Regions from separate parts of the Homo sapiens genome. Here region 1 is linked to region 2. Evidence: read pairs that join two places in POLR2A ChIA-PET (ENCODE). Cell type or tissue: MCF 10A. All regions are shown on one strand. Links, peaks and the distances in the headings refer to the core of each region. The heading gives the core; the rest is flanking DNA. Region 1 has its middle 130 kb from the start of NEBL-AS1. Region 2 has its middle 65 kb from the start of NEBL.

What was found. Peaks named below come from ENCODE experiments on the same cell type or tissue, not always from the same donor. Only the 100,000 strongest peaks of a DNase experiment are listed, where the experiment ranks them.
Region 1: POLR2A ChIA-PET joins it to region 2 with 5 read pairs; 3 of 35 experiments call an interaction of 5 or more read pairs at or near these places.

The regions. Positions count from the first base shown.
Region 1 is chr10:21,041,780-21,047,168 of GRCh38, forward strand. It overlaps a transcript of NEBL not described here. Among named protein-coding and RNA genes, the nearest start is that of NEBL-AS1, 130 kb to the right of the region's middle. In MCF 10A, for the core only: no CTCF peak of the experiment used is centred there; a DNase peak (open chromatin) is centred at 2,732.
Region 2 is chr10:20,959,585-20,964,973 of GRCh38, forward strand. It overlaps a transcript of NEBL not described here. Among named protein-coding and RNA genes, the nearest start is that of NEBL, 65 kb to the left of the region's middle. In MCF 10A, for the core only: no CTCF peak of the experiment used is centred there; a DNase peak (open chromatin) is centred at 2,737.

The DNA.
Region 1 (5,389 bases), core at 148-5,147, 82 kb after region 2:
GTGGAGTATTTATGAGTTTTCCAGGGAAGGCGTGGGCAATTTCCAGAACTGAGGGTTCCTCCCCACTTTAGACCATATATAGTAATTTCCCGATGTTGTCATACATTTGTAAACTGTCATGGTGCTGGTGGGAGTGTCTTTTAGCATTCTAATGCATTATAATTGGCATACAATGAGCAGCGAGGATGACCAGAGGTCACTTTGATTGCCATCTTGGTTTTGGTGGGTTTTGTCCGGCTTCTTTACCACGTCCTGTTTTATCAGCAGGGTCTTTGTGACTGTATCTTGTGCCGACCTCCTATCTCATCCTGTGACTAAGAATGCCCAACTTCCAAAGCTCTAATGCTAAAAATTACTTACATTTACTGAGCACTTAGTACGGTGCTAGGTACTCCTCCAAGGACTCTGTATTTAACGTCTCATTTAATCCTCCCAACAACCTTATGAGGTACATACTCTCATTTTCCTCACTTTGGGACTGAGGAACGTACGTCTTGGAGAGTACACAGCTAGTGAGTGTTGGATCCAAAAATCTAACACAGGCTTGTCTACCAGCAGTGGGCTAGAGTTGGCTCACACTGGCTCATGGGAGCTGACTGTGCACTTTTTGAGAATTTTATGAGTAAGTTGCTAAATACAGCCATTATTAAAAATTAAATTGTATCAACTTACAGTTAAATCAATGGTAATATAAGCAAAGGTAATAAATGTTCAAATCTCTTCACTTCCTAATTATGTTACTACGTGGTATTATGGTCTCTGCTCTTAGTCACATCTCTTGTATCTGTAAGGGAAAATGCCATCAGGATGTGCCTTTGCACTGTTCTTTCCAACTTCAGATCATGTAATGCCAGCTTGATGGCTTGAAATTTACCATGGTGGGAGTATTTTTCACCACAGAAAATCGCAAACACTGCAAATCAGGCCTTTTTGTTCTCTGAGAGAGCTGGTTTTTAACCATTGACCAGCAAACCTCTGGATTCTTCCTGCAGACCACAAGCTCTTAATGCAACAATTTTCTCTTTCACATGATAAGAAGTACACATTCATTTTGATTAACAAAAACAAATGGCTTTCACAGAGAGCCTTTGCTTTCACTTAAAGAATTAAACCACATGAAAAGTAAAAGTAGCTAACTCCATTGAACCATTTAATTAAGTCCTCTGAGGAAGACTTTTCTTTTCTTCTTCAAAAATAACATTGCCCAAGAAATCAAGGAGAGAAGGTGGAAAAGTCTGCTGTGTATGCAAACAAGAAAGGACAATGCTTCCACCAATATCTCCCTGTAACCTACTTATACAGCTCTTCTAGAGACTTAAATCTGACAGAAGTAGGCCTTTTTCCCTCATATAGCACATTTTGTATCTTAAAAAGGGTCTCAGACGATATCCCAGCAACAGCCTTTCCTCATTACACACTATCTCATAGTACAATGCTTCACATCCAACAGATGGTGGAGCCATTTTTGATACTTTTCTTTTTTTCAATAAAATGGAGCAACACCAACCAGTTGTCATCCTACAAAAAAACAGCCGTCAACATTGACGAATTTAGAAGCAGCCCTGTCAGAATTTTGAAAGCCTGCAATCTTACAAAAATCCAAGATCTTCGAGTGTGCTTTCTATGCACAATAAACAGGATAATTAGCTCTTTTCCTTGAATGCTAAACTTTCTCATTTAAAAGGGACAACTTTAAGATATCATTCTTCAAATTTTAATTTTCTCTTTAACTAAATAGCATGCATGTGACTCAATTTTGTGCATACAGACACACATACATGATTAAAGGAATTCTCTTTTTAACTTATTTATAAACTAGATTTCCTTTGTACTGAAAAAGAACTGCAGATGGGAATATTTTAATATCATCACCTTTCCTAGTGAGAGAGTTGCACACGTTGTAACTGTCACTCCCCAGCAACAGATCTGCCACGCCAAACAATTGAGGTCTCTCAAATATTCATTTTTTCAACAAATAATTAGGATGTATCAAATAATAATCATGTTATATTTATTCAACATAGATGCATCAGACTATGTAACCATATGTAAGTTTATGTATTTGTTTTTATTATCTATTATAAAATTTAAAAAGTTGCCAATTCAGGATGAGAAGAGAGAATTATAAAATGAGTGGAGAGATCCTAGTCTACAACTCTAAATAGATCCACAGTGTGCATATGGCCACCTGAAGCTCCTTTCTACAGATTCGTCTAAAAACAGGGTAGGATATTTCTTCTACAGAAAGCTGATGTTGGATATTATTTCAGAGGAACATTCCCTAAACAATGCTCCATGGAACACAGATTCCACAGAATGTTAAAAAGCCACCATAGGCAGGGCACGATGGCTCACGCCTGTAATCCCAACAATTTTGGAGGCCAAGGCGGGCGGATCACCTGAGGTCAGGAGTTCGAGACCAGCCTGGCCAACATGGTGAAACCCCATCTCTACCGAAAATACAAAAATTAGCTGGGCGTGGTGGTGGGCGCCTGTAATCCCAGCAGCTCAGGAGGCTGAGGCAGGAGAATCGCTTGAACCCGGGAGGCGGAGGTTGAAGTGAGCTGAGATGGTGCCACCGCACTCCAGCCTGGGTGACTGGGTGACAGAGTAAGAATAAAAAAAAAAAAAAAAAAAAAAAAAAAAAAGCTCCTAACTGCAAGATTTCTCAGATTTGGTCCTCTTTTTCCAGGAACATCTTACACAACTGGTACACTTCAGAACATATCCTGAGAAATGCTGATTCATGCAGTGCTGTAGCCAAGTATTTAAATAGGAGAGGGGTGCTTAAAAGAAGAGAAAATAAATTCACATGGCTGTTCACAGATTCTTCCCACCACACTGAGATTTCCAAACAAATCCATTTGCTTTTGCTATTTCTTAAATGTGTTCTTCTTCCTTGCTAAATGGTCAACATCTATGTACCCTTTATCACCCTGCTCAAATGCCCCTGCTCCGTAAGCTCTTCTCCATAATACTGCATGATCCCCCAGCCACAGATTCATATCAGCACTTCTGCAACTCACTCAGGATAATCCATCATGACATTTGTGTGCATGCCCATTGTCCCTAATTGCCGGTATGTTTGTCTAGGGGAGGAGGAGAATTGACAAAAATACTTAATGAATAAATGAATTACTAAAAGACTGATTAACTGAAAGAATGATACAACAAACAGCTCACTGGAAACTAGTGAAAATAAAAAAAGTATAATTGGCTTGAAATACAGGCATTCTCAGAAGAACGTTAATTATAGACTATTTTGCTAAAATGAAAATTCAGCCTTTTTTCTTCAAATACATCCACATTCTCATGGGCCTCCATAAATTGTTAAAATTAAAACTGTATCTTTAAAATTGCTGTATGACTTTGACTCTGTGCCTCTGCTTAAAGTGAGTAATCTTTTTTATGGTTTCTGAATTGTAGGAAATACTAAAGTAAATTAATAGAATCAAAAGAAAATGTATGCTCAGAGATGAAATCTGACCATTCAAGTATTGAACAAACCATAATTCATTGGAAAATTTAATTTACACATTTAAAGAAATATGTTCCTTTTGTTTTAGGTGTCACAATCTCAATCTCGCGATACTAACTGCTAAAAACCAAAAGCATATGCATAAATGTCATTGACTCCAGTGCTCAAAAACTCATAATACACCAAAAACCACTGTGAATGTTCAATTGCTTAAATAATCAATCTACTCTGGTCAAGAAATAAAGGGAGAAAGAAACTGAATAGTAAGAAAACAAATAACCTGATTAAAAAGTGGGCAAAGGACCTGAATAGACATTTCTCGAAAGAAGACATACAAATGGCCAACAGGTGTGTGAAAAATGCTCAACATCACCAATCATCAGGGAAATTCAAATTAAAACCACAATGGAAAATCGCCTCACACTTGTTAGGATGGATGTTATCAAAAAGACAACACATGTTGGCAAGGATGTGGAGAAAAGGAAACCCTTGTACATTGTTGATGAAAATGTAAATTAGTATAGCCATTATGGAAAACAGCATGGAGATTTCCTCAAAAAATGTAAAATAGAATTACTATGTAATCCAGCAATCCCACTACTGGGTATACAGTATATCCAAAGGAACTGAAAACAGTATGTCAAAAAGATACCTGCAATCGCATGTTTATCACAGCACTATTCACAATAGATAAGACACGGAATGAATCTAAGTGCCCGTCGGCAGATGAATGGATAAAAAAATGTGGTACACACACACACACACACGTGTGTGCACTGGAATACTACTTAGCCTTTAAAAAGAAGAAAATCCCGTCATTTGTGACAACATGGATAAAACCTGGAGGGCATTAAGTGAAATAAGCCAGGCACAGAAAGATAAATACCACATGATCTCACTCATCCATGAAATCTAAAAAAGTTGAACTCATAGAAACAAAGCAGAAAATGGTGATTACCAGAGGCTGGGAGATGAGAGGAATAGGGAGATGTTGGTTGATGGGTACAAAACTTCAGTTAGGATTAGTCAGTTCTGGAGACATACTGTACATCATGATGACTACAGTTAATAACAATGTATTTTATACTTGAAAATTGCTAGGAAAATAGATTTTGTAGTGTTATACGAGGTAATACATATGTTAAATAGCTTGATTTAGCCATTACATAGTGTACACATGTATCAAAACATCATGCTAGACACCATAAACATACATAACTTTTGCTTCTCTATTCTAAAAAATAATTAACAAATAAAGGCAGACATATGACTTTTCATTTGTTTTCTGCTTTAAAAAATTTGGATTCTTTAGCGGCAGGTTATAAACCTAACCTCAATACTTTTGTTTTTGTTTTGTTTTTGAGACGGAGTGTGACTCTGTCGCCCAGGCTGGAGTGCAGTGGTGCGATCTCGGCTCACTGCAAGCTCCGCCTACCGGGTTCACGCCATTCTCCTGCCTCAGCCTCCCAAGTAGCTGGGACTACAGGGGCCTGCCACCACGCCCGACTAATTTTTTTTATATTGTTAGTAGAGATGGGGTTTCACCATGTTAGCCAGGATCGTCTGGATCTCCTGACCTGGTGATCCGCCTGCCTCAGCCTCCCAGAGTGCTGGGATTACAGGCATGAGCCACCGCGCCCGGCCCCTAACCTCAATATTTTTATCATTTGTTACTTTGTTTTAATAACTAATGGGGAAGACATCCATTTTGGATGGGGAAAAAAACAAGTATATATATGATTTTAGACCATGGTCTCTTATAGTGTTATATTTTCAAGGAAGTATGGTTTACAGAATAAAATGTGATGAATGTTACTGCCATGCAGACTTTCCAGATGTACTGAAAGTCAATCACTGACTTCCTGATAATGAAAAAGCCACACATTTAAACTATGGGAGAAAAGCAGATCA
Region 2 (5,389 bases), core at 79-5,078:
TCTTATAAATGAATAATAAATTCACCAGACCTCAGAGCACTTAACAGCCTCCCTTCTTTAAGAGTTGTTCCCTAATGGTAATATTATGAAGTCTATATTTTTTACAGCTATCCAAACATTTAATATGCCTCATATTGGCTAAGAGAACTACTTATAAGACTGCTACGGCTGCTAACATTAAGACATCGCAAAAAGTTTTTTTTTTAAAAAAAGATGTTGTCTAAGTTACATGCTTTTAAAAATCAGAGTTGTCTAAATAATAGGCTTAATCTAAATGGTGCTTTTTATACTGCTGTCTATATAACATATTATATATGATAAATATAGATTAATACATACCTGTGTGATAAGGGTATTTTGCATAATTAAGAATGGATCTGCAAACCACCTCTGGTATTGAATAAAATGTATATTCCTGCTAATGATAAAGGTTGGTAAAATGATCAGTATTTTTTAATTAAACATGAATATTGACTAAATTTGAATAAAAATTAAAAGGCTTACCTTTGATCAGCTTCAATCCTTATGTTAGCTGTCACATGGATGTCTTAGGTAGAAATGTTTAGTTCTTTTTGAAATAAAATTCAGTGATTGTTGAAGATGTATAATATAACTGTTTTTGGCAGAATTATTTTTTAGATAAACATTTGCCAAAAATAATCCAAAGAAAGAACTGTTATTAAATGTAACTGCCAGTGTAATAGATCATTGATTTGCATTCTTAAAAGCAAAAATAGGTTTTTGGTTTAAGGAAAGAATAAAGAGGAAGAAAAATAAGGCAGTGATCTTCAGTATTCATGACTGATGGATTGCTGGGATGGGGTAGAAAAACTAAGAGACAAATGTCATGAAGTCTTAAAATTCAACTCTTTTTCTTCAAAGGAAATCCCTACTAATATAAAATGTCCATTTAAAGAGCAAAAAACAATGTGTACTTTGCATCCTCCCACTTCCTAATAAATTGTTTAACATGAAATAATTCTGTTTTTGAACTTTAGACATATAAAAAGTATTTTTCTCAAATTATACATAATTCTATCTGCAAATTTTATATGTGTGTATATGTGTGTATATATACACATATTTATATATAAATGCATATATAATATATACACATGTATTTTATACACACACACACATATATACATGTATACATACATCTCATGATGATGACCAAATATCAGTGAGTTTAAAACCACCTGCTAATTAAACATGTCCTGGAAATTAAGGCTACATCAGTTATAACACCTAGATATACAAATTTTAGTGACTTTATAAGTGACGCACAAAATACAGTTCTCGTGAAAAATGGTATGAGTGTTGCCTGTTTGCTCATACTTTTATGTCACTCACACATCTGTTAATTTTCATCCATATTTCTTCTTGGATATCTAACATTGAATTAATTTTTGTGAAGAAAAATACATCCTGACACACTTCATGTAATATTTTGGAAGAAACATAATCACAGGTGTGAATTACCAAAACTTAGAAGAGCTGTTTATCCACCTTTAATAAGTACTGAATTAATACCTCCCTAATACATTTTGAACTTCTCCTAGTCTCCATTTTCTCTTTTGAGGAAACTATATTAATAAACAAGGCACAGCTTCAAGTCCAAAGCAACTACATATATAAATGTTTATTTCAAAAGTAAGATGTAATACCTGATTTCAACAAATATCTAATTCAAAATATGAAATCTTATAGACACCTAGTCGGCAAATAGGAGATCTTAAGACTCCTAACCTTATATGTATATTTTATATGCTTATCCACAGTCAAAACTTAACTTTCAAGTTTCTTATTTTAATTATAAAAGGCCTATTTTGGAAAAATTTGAAAGCTGAGAACCATTCAAAATGGAATAAGGAGATCTTCTATTAGGTAACTAAGCACCGGGTCCTAGATAACTGTGATGGAACCAGAGGGCAGGGTTTACCAGATGAAATTGGCATAGTCTATGCGTGCACTGAGTACTGCTTGCACCCCACAGCAACACAAACACTTCCAAGTCATCCAGCCTCCCTTTCTCATCCAGAAATGCACATCAGAGCCATCATGCTATTGAATAAACAGGCACCTACATTACTGATTTGCTCCTGAGTCCTCTTCAGTCTCTGTAGCTCAGGAGTGTCCGTGACGATGCTGAAGCCCCTCCCTTTGCTTTCTTCAAAATCTCTTTTGTACTTGACCTAACAAGAAGGGGGAAAAGAAAAGTGAACAGAGGGATCACGAATCCCACTCGGGATAGGCTGGGCCAACGAAGCTGCTGGAATTGGAAACAATGGCTAAAAACACAGATCTCAGCCGGAGGTGCAGTTAAGAACCAGAAGGAAACAGCCAGGCTACCTGGTTTGTGTCACAGAAACTCCACTTACCATTTGTGTGACTTTAAGCAAGTTCTTTAACCACTCTGTGCTCAGTGGTGTCATCTGTACAGCGGCAATAACAAACAACAATGGCTATTTAAGAGGTTGTAGGGATGGGATCAGACTACTTGATGCATGAATCTGGCTGACAGAAACAAGTAAGTACTCCATAATAGTTATTATGATTATCACCATTAATACCATTACTACTGTGAAAGGAAAGAAAATGTAGAAAAAGAAAGCTAAATCTTCTTCTCCTCCTGTGCCCGCCTGTCAGTGAAAAAGCCTCATTTTGAGCCTAAACTGCCCTATGGAGGAGGGAGATGAAGAATTGACAGCTAGCCCTGTCCAAGAAGTTTTTATTCAACTTCAGAAGGCCAACATATGGATACAATTACACAATGCTGTATTGCCAAATGGCAAGTACATAAATGCTTATGAAAATATTTATAAAATAGGCCACACCTAGAGATTAAAAAGCTGCTCACACATGCCCTTGGCATACTGTGTGCTGAAGTAGCGAAGATTTTTTTCAGTATTTAAATATACTTCTTTTCTAATTACAACCCAATGGAGCTGAATTTTACTGTTTCCTCGGAGGACTGGAACAGCTAATGCTTCATCTTACAGAACCCCATCTCCTGTTATTAGCATAATGACAATAACTGTCACACCAGTTAAAGATTTGGCTTGTTAATGACTGAGATGGTTACATCACTTTGTTCTTTTTTTAAGCCTAAATATCAAGAAATTTGGAAACATATTTTGATAATCCATAGAATCCCCATTTTACATTCAAAATTACAAGCTTCCAATCAACACTTACATTGATCATTAAAATTAATTAAGTTAATTTAGGGTTGCCTATTCAATATGATTGTTAGTGTAGTGTAGTCTTCTGCAGAAGGTAGAAAAGTTCACTTCGTTGAACATGGAATGGCTGTTTCTGTTGAATCATGTCTGTATTTAAATACCCAATTCTATCAAGCATTATTATCCTCAAGGATACGACAAGATTTTCTTTTACCAGACAAGCTTGAAAGAAAAACACACACACACACACACACACACACACACACACACACACACACGGAAATCTAGATACTCTCATCGCTTTTAGCTTAAGAATACCTAATTCTTCTCTCTGTACTTTCGATTTGTAAAAGCACTAAACCCCTTACTTTATTCCCATAAGTAAAAGGTCAAATAAACTGCAATATTTTTCTTCCACATAAAATGCTGAGAGATTAGCCTTCTCACCCTCCATCTCCCAGCATGGGTAAAGATCCACATGCTGGCACATTCTCAGCGTTTAATGCCTAACTAAGCAGGCAAGCTATTTAGTTTTGCTGGTAGTAAGCACTGGAGCTCAGAGTAGTAAAATAATAAAAGTTAAAAGGATGACAAGGTTGGAATAGCAACAGGCATGAAGACATAGGAAGAAATGCCTGTGAGACAAGTTCTAGCATTCCTAACACCAGTCTCAGAGAAGGCACAATCACATATTATTTTTGTTACTCGTCTGTATTTTTTAATAGCAATTTCCAAAGACAGAGGTGAAAAGAAAAACCAATAAATTCTAGAATCATAGGTATTTTTGGTTTTTTCTTTTTGTTTTGGTAGTGATGGGTTCTCACTATGTTACCTAGGATGGTCTTGAACTCCTGGCCTCAAGTGATCCTCCTACCTTAGCCTCCCAAAGTGCTGGGATTGCAGGTATCAGCCACCACCACACCCAGCCTAGAATCACAGGTTTTGAGCTGACTACTGTTCAACAATCCTTTCCACATTCACAAGACACAAAAGAATCATCTGACTTTGGCTTGCTGGTTGTGTGACTAACTTTGAGAAGTGTACAATCACCTCTAAAAATGGCTTGCAGAGTGTTGCAGGATTCCTATTTCTTTTGAATGGTGTGAAACACAGCCAAGCCTCTTACCCTCTCAGCACCAGTTCAAGCACCAGCCCACCAGTATTTCTTTACTACACATAGGGAAACTCCGAGCCATTCATCAGCTCTCTCTTTTCCACACTCCCACCCACTTTCATCCTATTTACTTAGGTCTAATTTTAAATGTGGTATCAGATGGTTTGTCAGTCATGTGTAGTCTGATTCTAGGAGGCAAGTGGATATAAAAAGAGAACAGAGGACAGAGGGAAATAGCAGGATGTCTCTCTCCAATCTCATGTGGCCCCTTTGCCCTCACATGACCTCATCCAGCCAAAAAGGACACCACATCCACAAGACCCTGTGATAGATCTCGGGAGGGCCACATAATCTAGCAAGCATCCAGAAGCCTCAGCTCTGGGACTCTGGCAGGAATTCTTGGGAAAGGGGTTGTGTCATTTATTTGTGCTGCTATAAAGGAATACCTGACACTGGGTAATTTACAAAGAAAAGAGGTTTATTTGGCTTATGGTTCTGTAAGCTGTACAGGAAGCATGGTGCCAGCATCTGCTTCTGGTCAGAGCCTCAAGAAGCTTCCAATCATGATGGAAGGTGAAGGGGAGCCAGCGTGTCACATGGCAAGACAGGGAGCAAGGGCAGGGGAATGTGCCAGGCTCTTTAAACCAGCTCTCACGTGAACTCATTGTTGTGGGGAGGGCAAAAAGCCATTCATGAGGGATCCGCCCCCATGATCCAAACACCTCCCATTAGTGCATACCTTCAATGCTCAGGATCACATTTCAACATGAGATTTGAGGGGGACAAACATCCAAACCATATCAGGGGTGCTCTTTTGCTATGGTCTGGCTAGTTTAACTGGCTGTAAAAGTGGAGTTGCTGACTACCATGTGGCCACTGTCCAATAATGAAGTCAACACAGAGGCAAGCAAAAGAGTGATTGAGAGAGAGTCCTGACATCACCATCTGAGCACCTGAATTTAACTCTTCCAAAAGCCAGAAATACCAGGTTTGCCCGTTACGTGAGCTAATCTCTTCCTTTTACAATCAAAAGAATTCTGATGAACATAACCAGCCCCCGTGTCCATGTGTTGTACACACGTATGACAAG